Linked DNA regions of Homo sapiens: region 2 is linked to region 1. Evidence: chromatin contacts called from ENCODE Hi-C or POLR2A ChIA-PET data. All regions are on one chromosome and are shown on one strand. Each heading gives the region's core, a stretch centred on a gene start or an enhancer-like site at or near the end of the contact. The rest is flanking DNA. Distances are from core to core; before and after follow the strand shown. Region 1 holds the start of TEDC2-AS1 (TEDC2 antisense RNA 1). Region 2 has its middle 30 kb from the start of FLJ42627.

The links. A loop is a pair of places that touch in the nucleus more often than their neighbours do. ChIA-PET counts read pairs that join two places held with the same protein, here RNA polymerase II (POLR2A). Pooled maps may share reads with other maps.
Region 2: a map with no recorded cell type shows a loop between it and region 1 (4-fold over the local background). The contact joins the enhancer-like site here to the promoter of TEDC2-AS1 in region 1. A Hi-C loop is called at or near these places in 1 of 37 single-sample maps with no recorded cell type and 5 of 50 pooled maps. POLR2A ChIA-PET finds 5 or more read pairs at or near these places in 3 of 52 experiments (H1, HEK293T and activated naive CD4-positive, alpha-beta T cell).

What each region holds. Positions count from the first base shown.
Region 1 is chr16:2,466,687-2,471,426 of GRCh38, reverse strand. It overlaps TEDC2-AS1 (TEDC2 antisense RNA 1), which reads left to right and starts at 3,214. Exons shown (of 1, transcript NR_135198.1): 1 at 3,214-4,740. It overlaps NTN3 (netrin 3), which reads right to left and starts at 130. Exons shown (of 6, transcript NM_006181.3): 1 at 1-130. RefSeq lists enhancers at 1,926-2,005, 2,166-2,305, 2,265-2,808 and silencers at 3,256-3,305, 3,316-3,655, 3,716-3,765.
Region 2 is chr16:2,606,465-2,611,613 of GRCh38, reverse strand. It overlaps the pseudogene LOC652276. Among named protein-coding and RNA genes, the nearest start is that of FLJ42627, 30 kb to the left of the region's middle. Within about 2 kb of position 3,898, at least 4 of the 41 ENCODE cell types and tissues checked have a DNase peak (open chromatin) inside an H3K27ac peak, as active enhancers do.

The sequences.
Region 1 (4,740 bases), core at 1,965-4,464:
GCTCGCACTCACCCACCGAGGGCCGGGCGGAGCAGGTCTCCCGGCCTCCCGGGAAGGGCCGTGGGCGGGCGGGGCCTGCGGTGCACGGGCCGCCGCCTCCTCCCGGCTGCAGCGAGGGCGGACGAGCTGTGCCAGGAGGGGGTGGGGGGCGCAGCAGGCGCAAGCCCGGGCCCAGCCGGGGGCGGGGCTGCTCGGGTCGGGAAGGAGGCAGGGGAGGGGAGGGGGCCTCATCGCAGAGCTGGAATCAGAAGCAGATTCAGACGCGGGCTGGGCCAGCGGGGAAGGGGGCTGGGAGGCCCGGGAGCCAGGGGAGGGGCCGGGGAGCCAGGAATGCGCTGGCGGGAGGGGTCTGGAGGGGGGCAGCTCAGCCTTCGCAGCCCGTGGGGGACCACCCAGCAGGGTCCTGGGCCCACAGCCAGGTCTTTACTGCTCCTGGGGCTGTGCCACGTGCTGGACGGGGGTCTGGGTCGCCTCCTCCCTGAAGACCATCAGGCAGGCAAGGCCCCGGGTCTGACAGCAGAGGCCCTGGATGTTCCCCAGGTAGGGAAGCCAAGTAACCACCAGTTGAAGGGTCATCCCCAAAGCAGCATCTACTCGAGTAGAAGGAACCCAGGATTCGGTCAGGTCTAATTTTGAATCCAACTGCCCCATTTCTGGCTGCATGTCTTGGGCTCCTGTTTCCTCACCTGCCAGATGCCTGTTACTCAGCACGCGCTCTGAAGCTGTTGGATTTGATGAGTCTCAAGTGGCATCAGGCCCAAGTCGAGAGCTGCACAAATTGGAGTGTCTCCTGCCCATGTTGAGGAAGGGGGGCACCCCCATGGGCCTGAGCTGGGCTAAGACATGAGGCCAGCATCCCCTGCACCAGGCCAGATTCTGATCCCAAAGCTCCCTGGGTCTGCAAGTTTCTAGGGGCACCTCTGCCACGGGCCCAGCTGGCAGGGAGGACATGGAAGCTGGAGGGTGGGATGGGGTGGCTTCTTGGGGTTCGGGGGCTTGGTTAGCTGTTGAGGACCCCTCTGCAGGGGCAGGGAGTAGGGTTTAATCATGGGAAGGGGCTGGTCGCAACCCGGAGCCCACTGCCCTACGTCACAGCACGTTTGGGCAGGGAAACTGAGGCAGAAGCCCAGCTGGGTGGCCTGGGGACTAGCTGGGGATGGGGTAGCTGTGCCTGGGAGCGACACCACCAAAGAGGGTCCAGGAACAGCTCTGGTCAGAGAAACCTCCTCCCCTCCGACTTTCAGGTCCTTGACAGAGGAGGCCAAGCATCCCAGGGAGGGGCAGGGAACAAGTTCCGTGCAGGGCCAGCATCGAGGCCTGAATGCCCCGTTTCAGATGGGAGGCCAGGCCTGCAGCTGGTGGAGGAGGCCACGTGGGTGCTACCCTGGACACGACCAGAGATGAGCAAGGACCAGGAGGAAGAGAATGGAGAGGTAGACGCATCCCGCTGTTGGGGAGAGGAGGGGCAGGAGGACACGGAAGCCTCCTAGGGGAAACTGAAGGACCAGAGGAGGGAGCAGGAGGGCCTGACCATGGAGGGGAGGAACGGGAAGACAGGGTGATAGGGCACCTGGCTTGGCTCCTGGAGCAACTGACACTGGCTGGTGGGCACCTTCTCCTTGCCACACATCTGCATGTGACAGCCACAGATGCACAGGGATGGGGGCACCGGAGGACTGAACAGAGAGGGCTAAGGGGCTCTCTCTCTGCCACAGGGCCCCTGCCCCTCAGCTTCCTGATAAAGAGAATGGGAATTGTGTCCTTTACAAGTTGAGGGACCTCAACCTGACGGGGCTCACGCTCCGCTCTGTGGGTCAAGCTTAGAACCTGAAACGTCCCAACCACCCTCTTCAAGGTCCTTCTGGCTCCCAACCCCCACCCCCCGACACCCCACCCTAAGGGTGGGAGGAACCCTGGGGGGACTATGGGGGCTGAGATCATCATTCTGGGACAGTGGAGAGAAAAGCCCAGGCCTGACAGAGGGGTCCCACTGGCCAGAGACAAGCCTCTGGGGAAACCCAAGCTGTCTCTGGACGTCAGGGCCACTGCCAGACTGGCTGCCAGCCAGGCTGCAAGAGGGACAGTGGCCAGCAGCCTCTTCCACCCTCATCAGAGGGGCTGGCTTTGTCTCCAGCTCAGCTTCCCTGTGAGCCAGGACTGGGGTCTGCAGAACGTCTGGTGGCTTCTGGGGTGGGGGAAAGTAGGTGCCTGGGGCTCAGCCCTGCCCCAATTGTTCATCTGGGTCAGCAGCAGCGGCGGGAGGCCGTGGGCCCAGAGGGCCATTGTACCGCCAGCTCCCCAGGGAGGAGGCCGCTGGTCACAGGGCCTCTCCCCAGGAACAGTCCTCTGCACACGCTACTCTGCCCCCACCCCCAGCCCTCACAGATGGTGTTTGGGAGTTAGGAAGGGCCTCCCCACAGCGCCCAAGCGGGACTTATTGCTCCCCAGGGACCCAGCCACCTGTCCCAGCCCCTGGCTGGGGCCTCTCCCACCTCCCACCTCTCCACTGGCCCTGCCCCCTCCTGGCACCTTCTGCAACAAAGAAGCTCCGCCTCCCCTCCCCCCACCTGCAACTCAGGCCGCAGTGCTTCGCCTCCCCCTCCCCACCCCACCCCTCACCCCTAGAGTGGCAGCTCCAGCTTTGGGGCACAGGCTGGGGAGAGGGCATAGATGGGCTGGACAGTCCTAGGCGGCAGGGAGCTGAGAGTCTTTCCTGTAAGATGCCCGTTGATCCAATAATTCCCTGCCCAGCCCAGAACCTGCTGTCTCCCCCCAGACGCCTGCAAGCCACCACATGTTCACCTATTGCACATTTATCGAGCGCCTATTATGCCTCGGGGGGTTTCCAACCGAGCTCCGAAGGCAGACAGCCCAGGAGCAGACACAGCGCCGGCTCCCAACGGCGGGTGGTGTGGCCGAGCCCGCGTCGCGCTGCCCTGCACCCAGCACCCTCGCGCCGGGTCGATCCCCCAGCCTCGCAGACCGCTGCCCAGCCAGGCCGCTCTGCGGTCGCGCCAGCTCTGCGCGCCAAGTCAAAAGCTGAAATGCGACGTTGGACGGAGGAGGGAAGAGAGGGAAAGCAGAGAGGGAGGGAGGGAAACGGCCGGTGGCCTTCTCTGCCCAAAGGGTTCCAGAAGAAACGATTTGGGGATGGGGTGTGGGGGGCGGCCTCTGCGACCACGCTTGGCACTGCGCCCGCCCGGCCGGGGCGAGGTTGGAGGGAGGGGCGGCCGGCTCGCGGTGACCTCGATGGGAGGGGGCCTCGCCCGCGGCTCAGGGCGCCCCCGGCTCCCTGCGCCCGGCCCTTCGCCTCCGCCGAGCGCGCCAGCACAGGAAGGCGGCGGTCAGAAGCCCCAGGCCCGCACTGAGCGCGGCCAGCGACGAGCCCTGGGCCAGGTCCAGGCGGGGTCCCCGCAGCGAGAAGGTGATGGCCGTGGCAGCCGCACCAGCCAGCACGGCCACGGCACCGAACGGCAGAATGCAGCGAGGCCACGAGCCCCCAGCGCCGCCGGTGGCCAAGAGCAGGGCGCGCAGGGCCCCGGGGGGTTCCGGGTGCGCCAGACCCGGCCCGGGGGGCGAGGCGGGCGCCGCTGGGGGAGGCTCGAGCGCGCTCATGCCGCCAACGCGGTGGCCGCGCTCGGTGGGTGGTGTGGACGCCCGCGCAGTCCCAGTGGCGTTCCAGGCTCGCCACGTCAGAGCCCATTGGCTCCAGAGGCGGTGACGCCAGCCGGGAGCCCGAGGAGTCAGCTGCTACCTCTGGGTTTTGGCGGGGAATCGGGGTGGGCGGGCGTTAGTCCGAGGAGGCGGCTTGTCTTTCCCGCCCTGGACTCCTGTGTTGGGGCCTCCTCAGGACCCCCACAAAGCTATCTAGGCCGCCTCCCTGCTCCAGGACACCACTGTCCTCTGGGTTGGCCCCCGGGATTGGTGGATCATTGAGTCAGTGCACATCTGGCTCCCATCAGGGCCTGGCCGGGGTAGGGGGGATAGCACCCCTGTCCTCCTGAGGCAGACATCCAGTAGGCATGGGGGATGAGCCATGAGCCAAGTCAGCCAGTGAAATAACGTCAGGTAGAGACCACCTGCTCTGGAAAGCCACGGGGGTGTACGGTCGCAGCGTGGTTGGGGGTTTCAAATGAGTCAGTGGCTCCTGCAGATAGAGGCACCTGGGCATAAGCCTGGAGGCAGCAATGGGGTTGCCGGGAGGGGCGAGGCTGGCTGATCTGCACAAGGGGTGCGACCCTGGGGCTGCTGCCAGGCTGCGGTGGCAGGGGGTGGAGCTGCCCTGTCCCTGGAGGCGCCCCCTCAATGCAACGAGGACCATGGTTTTTGGTTTCCTGTCTTGGTCTCTGTCATCTGGTCCCCAGCAGCCCTCAACTTGGGACTCTGGGTCCGAGCGTGTTTCTGGCCCGCTGGACTATAAGGCCCTTTACAAGCACGACCTACCTGCGACGCTCCATCTGGTTCTCAGAAGACCCGGCTTTCTCCAGGTGTCATCCACCTCCTGTCCTGCTGCCCTGTCCAGGGGGGGCACCTTGGTGAAGAGGCCGGTCATCTTCCCTGTCGCAGGTCCCTGCCCAGAGCAGCGCTTGGTGGAGCTCCGGCACTGTCCACACAGAGCACCTGGCCCCAGCTCCCAAAATGTCTGGGATGCCTCGGGCCCTCAGTGCAGGTTCGTTTAAAGAACACTACGAGCACTGGCCATGGCCAACACCACGGCCTCTGTGGCCAGCAGGGTTTTTT
Region 2 (5,149 bases), core at 2,649-5,148, 140 kb before region 1:
GTTAAAACCACACAGCAGGACAGAGGAACAGGCCTGAGGACCCAGCAGCGTACTGGGTGTACTGGCAGTGGGCTTGGTGCTGCTCTCACCACTGTGCTCTTTTGAGGCTTTCAGTGGCTGATTTCCACATTCACAGTAAGTGCTGGGGTCTGAAACCAACACTCTTCAATCCTACCAGGGTTCAGGTCTCGCTGAGGCCTGACTCGCATCCATATACGTGCAGGGTGTCGGTGCTTTGAGCTCGGGTGAGCCACGTGCTCCAGATTGGCCTAGTGCGTGCAGGGTCTACTCATGGCACCAGCCCAGGCCCAGACAGTGCCAAGCTCAGGCGCAAGGGCCTTGGCAGCTCACTGCTTGTGTCAGGGATGTGGCTCAATAGCCTCCACCCTGATGCAGAAACAAAAATATGGAACATGGGGAGTACAAAAACATAAAAAATTCAGGATATACTCCTAGGCTCACGGAGACAAAGGGAGCAAGGTCACCTCACGGATGTTCAGAACAGTGCCTGAGCCGACCCAGGTAAGGCCCCTGTGCTGCCCACAAGGCCATCAGCGGTACCTGCCCAAGGAGGGAAAGATGCCCCAGCCCGGCCATGCCTCTAAGATGGGTGAGGAGAGGTGGCCAGGAAGCCAGCGGGATGCTGCGGGCCGGGCGTGGGGGTGCTCTTCTTCCTGCGGGCCCGGCGTGAGGGTGCTCTTCTTCCCACGGGCGGGGAGTGGGGTTGCTCTTCTTCACGCGGGTGGGGTGTGGGGGTGCTCTTCCTCTTCTTCCTGGCTTTCCCGTGTGTCCCACGGCTTACACAACCAGCACAGGCTGCGCTCGATTCTCGCAAAGGTTCGTGGTGGTTTTTTTTTTTGTAAGACAGCCCTAATTGGCTGGGTGTGGTGGCTCACACCTGTAATCCCAGCACTTTGGGAGGCCAAGGTGGGCGGATCACGAGGTCAGGAGTTTGAGACTGGCCTGGCCAACATGGTGAAACCATCTCTACTAAAAATATAAAACTTAGCTGTGTGTGGTGGTGCATGCCTGTAATCCCAGCTACTCAGGAGACTGAAGGAGGAGACTCGCTTGAACCCAGGTGGCAGAGGTTGTGGTGAGCCAAGATTGTGCCATTGTACTCCAGCTTGGGCAACAAGAACAAAACTCCGTCTGAAAAAAAAAAGCCATAATTAAGACTTTTCTTAGCAAGTCATCTCCCTCATCTTCCCCGCACCTTGCTGAACCGGCATCTGACCTACTTGGGGCCGGGCCCAAGCTGGTATTGGGTGGGCCCAGCAGGCTGGGTTGACCCACCCATCTCCAGGGGTCACAGCCTTCAGCCGGAGCCACCCACCGCAGGCCAGGCAGGCCGGTTTCCAAACCATAGAGGAGAAGAGGGATCCTGGCCACACCAAGAGCAGGAGCCAAGGTTGTCTCCTGGAGAGGAGCGCACGGGAGGCAGCGCCAAGCCAGGGCACACACAGTCTCAGGAGGTAGAAGAAGATCCCACAGACAGAGCTGGCTGCCCCCTCCCCAAGTCCACAGGACAAACACAGAGGGAAGTCTGTTTAGGAGAGCAGCACTCAGAGAAGGCTGGTGAGAAGCCTGCCCACTCTGCTCATGTCACCAGACTCCGGCTGCAGCCCTCAACCCTCCATGCTGTCACCCAGCAAGCAAAGCACCAGAGACAACATGGGGGCACCCCAGCCCCTGAGGAACAGGTCCCTAATGCAACCACCAGCCTTGAAAATGGCAGTGAAGGGCTGGGCTTGGTGGCTCACGCCTGTAATCTCAGCACTTTGGGAGGCCGAGGCGGGCGGATTATCTGAGGTCAGGAGTTGAAGACCAGCCTGACCAACATGGTGAAACCCTGTCTCTACTAAAAATACACAAATTAGCCAGGCTTGGTGGAGGGTGCCTCTAATCCCAGCTACTAGGGAGGCTGAGGCAGGACAATCACTTGAACCTGACAGCCCCGTTGCAGTGAGCCAAAATTGTGCATTACACTCCAGCCTGGGCGATCCAGTGAGCCTCTGTCTCAAAAAAAAAAAAAACGGCAGTGAGGAATGAGGGTGGAGACTGCCAGGCTCTCACGCCAGATTCTGAACCCAACATAACCCTGCTGCTGCCCAACCCTCCCGCAGCTCCCAGAGCTCTGCAAAGAGGGTCGGCCCTGCGGCTCTCAGTCATTCCCGGTGCTCGGAGACACGTGCCACCAGAGGGGAACGAAATCAAGAGGGTGCAGTGCCCTGAGCCAATCCAGGAGATAAACTCTGTCAAATTGCCCCACAGAAATCTAGACGCGAAGGCATAGAATTTCCTGTGCACCAACATCTGCAATCAACCTAATTAGAAATACTTAGTTTTTACTCTGAAATTATCCATTTCAAGTGACTCTGTTTCAATTTCGCACACAAAACCTTCACCTCTACTCTCTCTTCTGTTTTGTTTTATGCAGCTGTGGCATATCTTTGGCCCACAAGAGGACTTTGATGTCACCAATTACTAATGGGGAAACTGAGGCCAGAGACCAAGGAGGCTTGTCCAAGGCAGCCAGATTCGGAGAGCAGGGTGGGGCCCCTGTGCCCTGGTCGCCAGGCCTGCTGCCTCCCCACCACCCTTCCCTTCCATTGCTTCTCGGCCTCACCCAGCATAGAAACTGGAATTTGGGAGGTCCCTGCCCCACACATGACTCAAAGCTTAGTGAGAAGCAGACGTGTGTGGACTCACGACCTGGCCCCTCACAAGAGGTCCTGCGGCTTCTCGGGGAAGAAACATGCTTCAGGTGAACCACGGGGGGTCTTGCCAAGCCGAGGTCGCTGCAGAGAGTCCTGCTCTGCTCGGCAGGAACTGGAGCCCTCTCAGGAGCAGGGGTGTCAGGTTTCTTGCAAGAAAACTCGGGGGCTGCCCAGGAAGCCCTGCCCTCCCCACAGTGCAGGGTCCAGTCCCCAGAGGTGGAGACCCACTCAGCGGGGGCCTGTGCTGCTAGGGTCAGCCAGAGCTCTGGGTGGCAGCAGGGGGACTGGCAGGGCGAGCCACTCCTGGCCATACATGCTGCCTTCAGGGACCTCCGGTGCATCACCCGAGGCTGACAGGGCTGAGTGTGGCCAGAGGTCGACATTAACAGAAATTAAGTGTGGCTGCGGGAGGGGAAAAGCGTTCTTAGCATATCCTTCCTAAAAGTAAAGTACACTCACACCTGTAATCCCAGCACTTTGGGAGGCCGAGGTGGGCAGATCACCGGAGGTCAGGAGTTCGAGACCAGCCTGGCCAACATGGAGAAACCCCATCTCTACAGAATATATAAAAATCAGCCAGACATGATGGCTTGTGCCTGTAATCCCAGTTACTTGGGAGGCTGAGGCAAGAGAATCTCTTGAACCCAGGTGGCAGAGGTTGCAGTGAGCCCAGATAGAGGCGGGATAGAGTGAGACTCTGTCTCAAATATTTAAAAACAAAAACCAAGTACAGGCCGGGTGCAGTGGCTCATGCCTGTAATCCCAGCACTTTGGGAGGCCAAGACAGGTGGATCAGGAGGTCAGGAGATCGAGACCATCCTGGTTAACACGGTGAAACCCCGTCTCTACTAAAAATACACAAAGATTAGCCGGGCGTGGTAGCGGGTGCCTGTAGTCCCAGCTACTCAGGAGGCTGAGGCAGGAGAATGATGTCAACCCGGGAGGTGGAGCTTGCAGTGAGCTAAGATCGCGCCACTGCACTCCAGCCTGGGCAACAGAGTGAGACGCCGTCTCAAAAAAAAAACAAGTACAAACACGAAGACCTCCAGGCACAGCCTCTCCTGACTGCACTGACCTGGTGCCAGGCATGGGGCAGGGGCACCACATTTGTCATCTTCAGGGGAGGACGTCACCCTTACCTTACAGAGGAAGAAACTACAGCTCACAGGGGACGGGAAATCACCCGAAGTCACAAGGCAGGCCCGGGATGGGCACAGTCTCTCACCAGTGCTGGCTACACAGTACATCATCTGCCATCTCCACTAGACGTGATCCCCACTTCTCTTGCCAAGCGGCTTCAAAGACGGTACTCTAGCCCACACCCCATCACTGGGCCCTGTCTGAACAATTCCTTCCATAACTTTCCACCCCCGAGGTCTTGCCAACACCCAGTACACTGTTAGAGGCACCCTGACTGCCCCACCCCTCAAAGACCCATCTGATGCCACCACATCTGGAACCCTCAAGCCGGGACAACGGCCCTGTTCAAAGGGCAAAAGTTCACGTGCAGTTTTCTCCAAGGCTGCCTCAGCTGCAGGAACCGAAGCCTCCCCAAATTCTCCTCCATCTGAGTGGTTTCCAACCATAAAGCAGTAGTATTTCCTGTTTCCTTTTAACTCCTCAAGTATCTCCACACTAAAGCAGGGGCTGCTTTAGCTGGAAACAACAAACTCGACTTTGTTTTCAACAATGCCTATGGGCCGGGGACCATGCAATACAAGAGACCTAACCAAAATGAATCGAGTCTTTGGGAAGCCGTATTCCACCTGGCCTGCCCTCGAAGACACCAAGGAAGAGAAAGATGACAGAACAGCAGATGAGCAGATGCTGAAATGCTCACCACAGCCACAGTCCTGCTGGAGGAAGTCCCAGGAGGAAGTGAGAATTCACACCGGGCTGTCTAGAAAGAGAACTTTGTGGCAGCAGGTCGGCCCTTGGAACAGCAGAGTAAGGGCTTGGGAGCGTGGAGTATGGCGGGTGGTGGGTCCCAAGCTGGGCTCTGAGGACTTGGTTGGGGGCAGTCACAGCCCAGAAGCTTAGATGTGGGGCCAGAGGGCAATCAAGCCAGCCCCTTGATGTGCGTGGCTTTCACCACCCTCCCTAACAACCCGTCTGTCAAGAGCTCCCCTCCCTACCAGATAGGATGCTTTAGCAGGGTGCTCTCCCAACCTCTCAGGCACCCAAAGCTTCTATGGTTTCTTGGGAACTCCTCCCCCTTAAATCTCCCCACCCAACCCCTCTCCAGACCCCCACACTCTGCAAGCCCAGGTGCTCACTCCACACAAGTCTAATAATCCAGGCAGGGACTCTTCCACCAGATCCATGCTTAAGTCCAACTCGAGGAATATTCTTTCCTTAATCTCAACTCTGAGGTCAGGCCTTGGAGATCTTTACAGGTGAATCAACATCCTGTTTGTCTTCCAACGTGT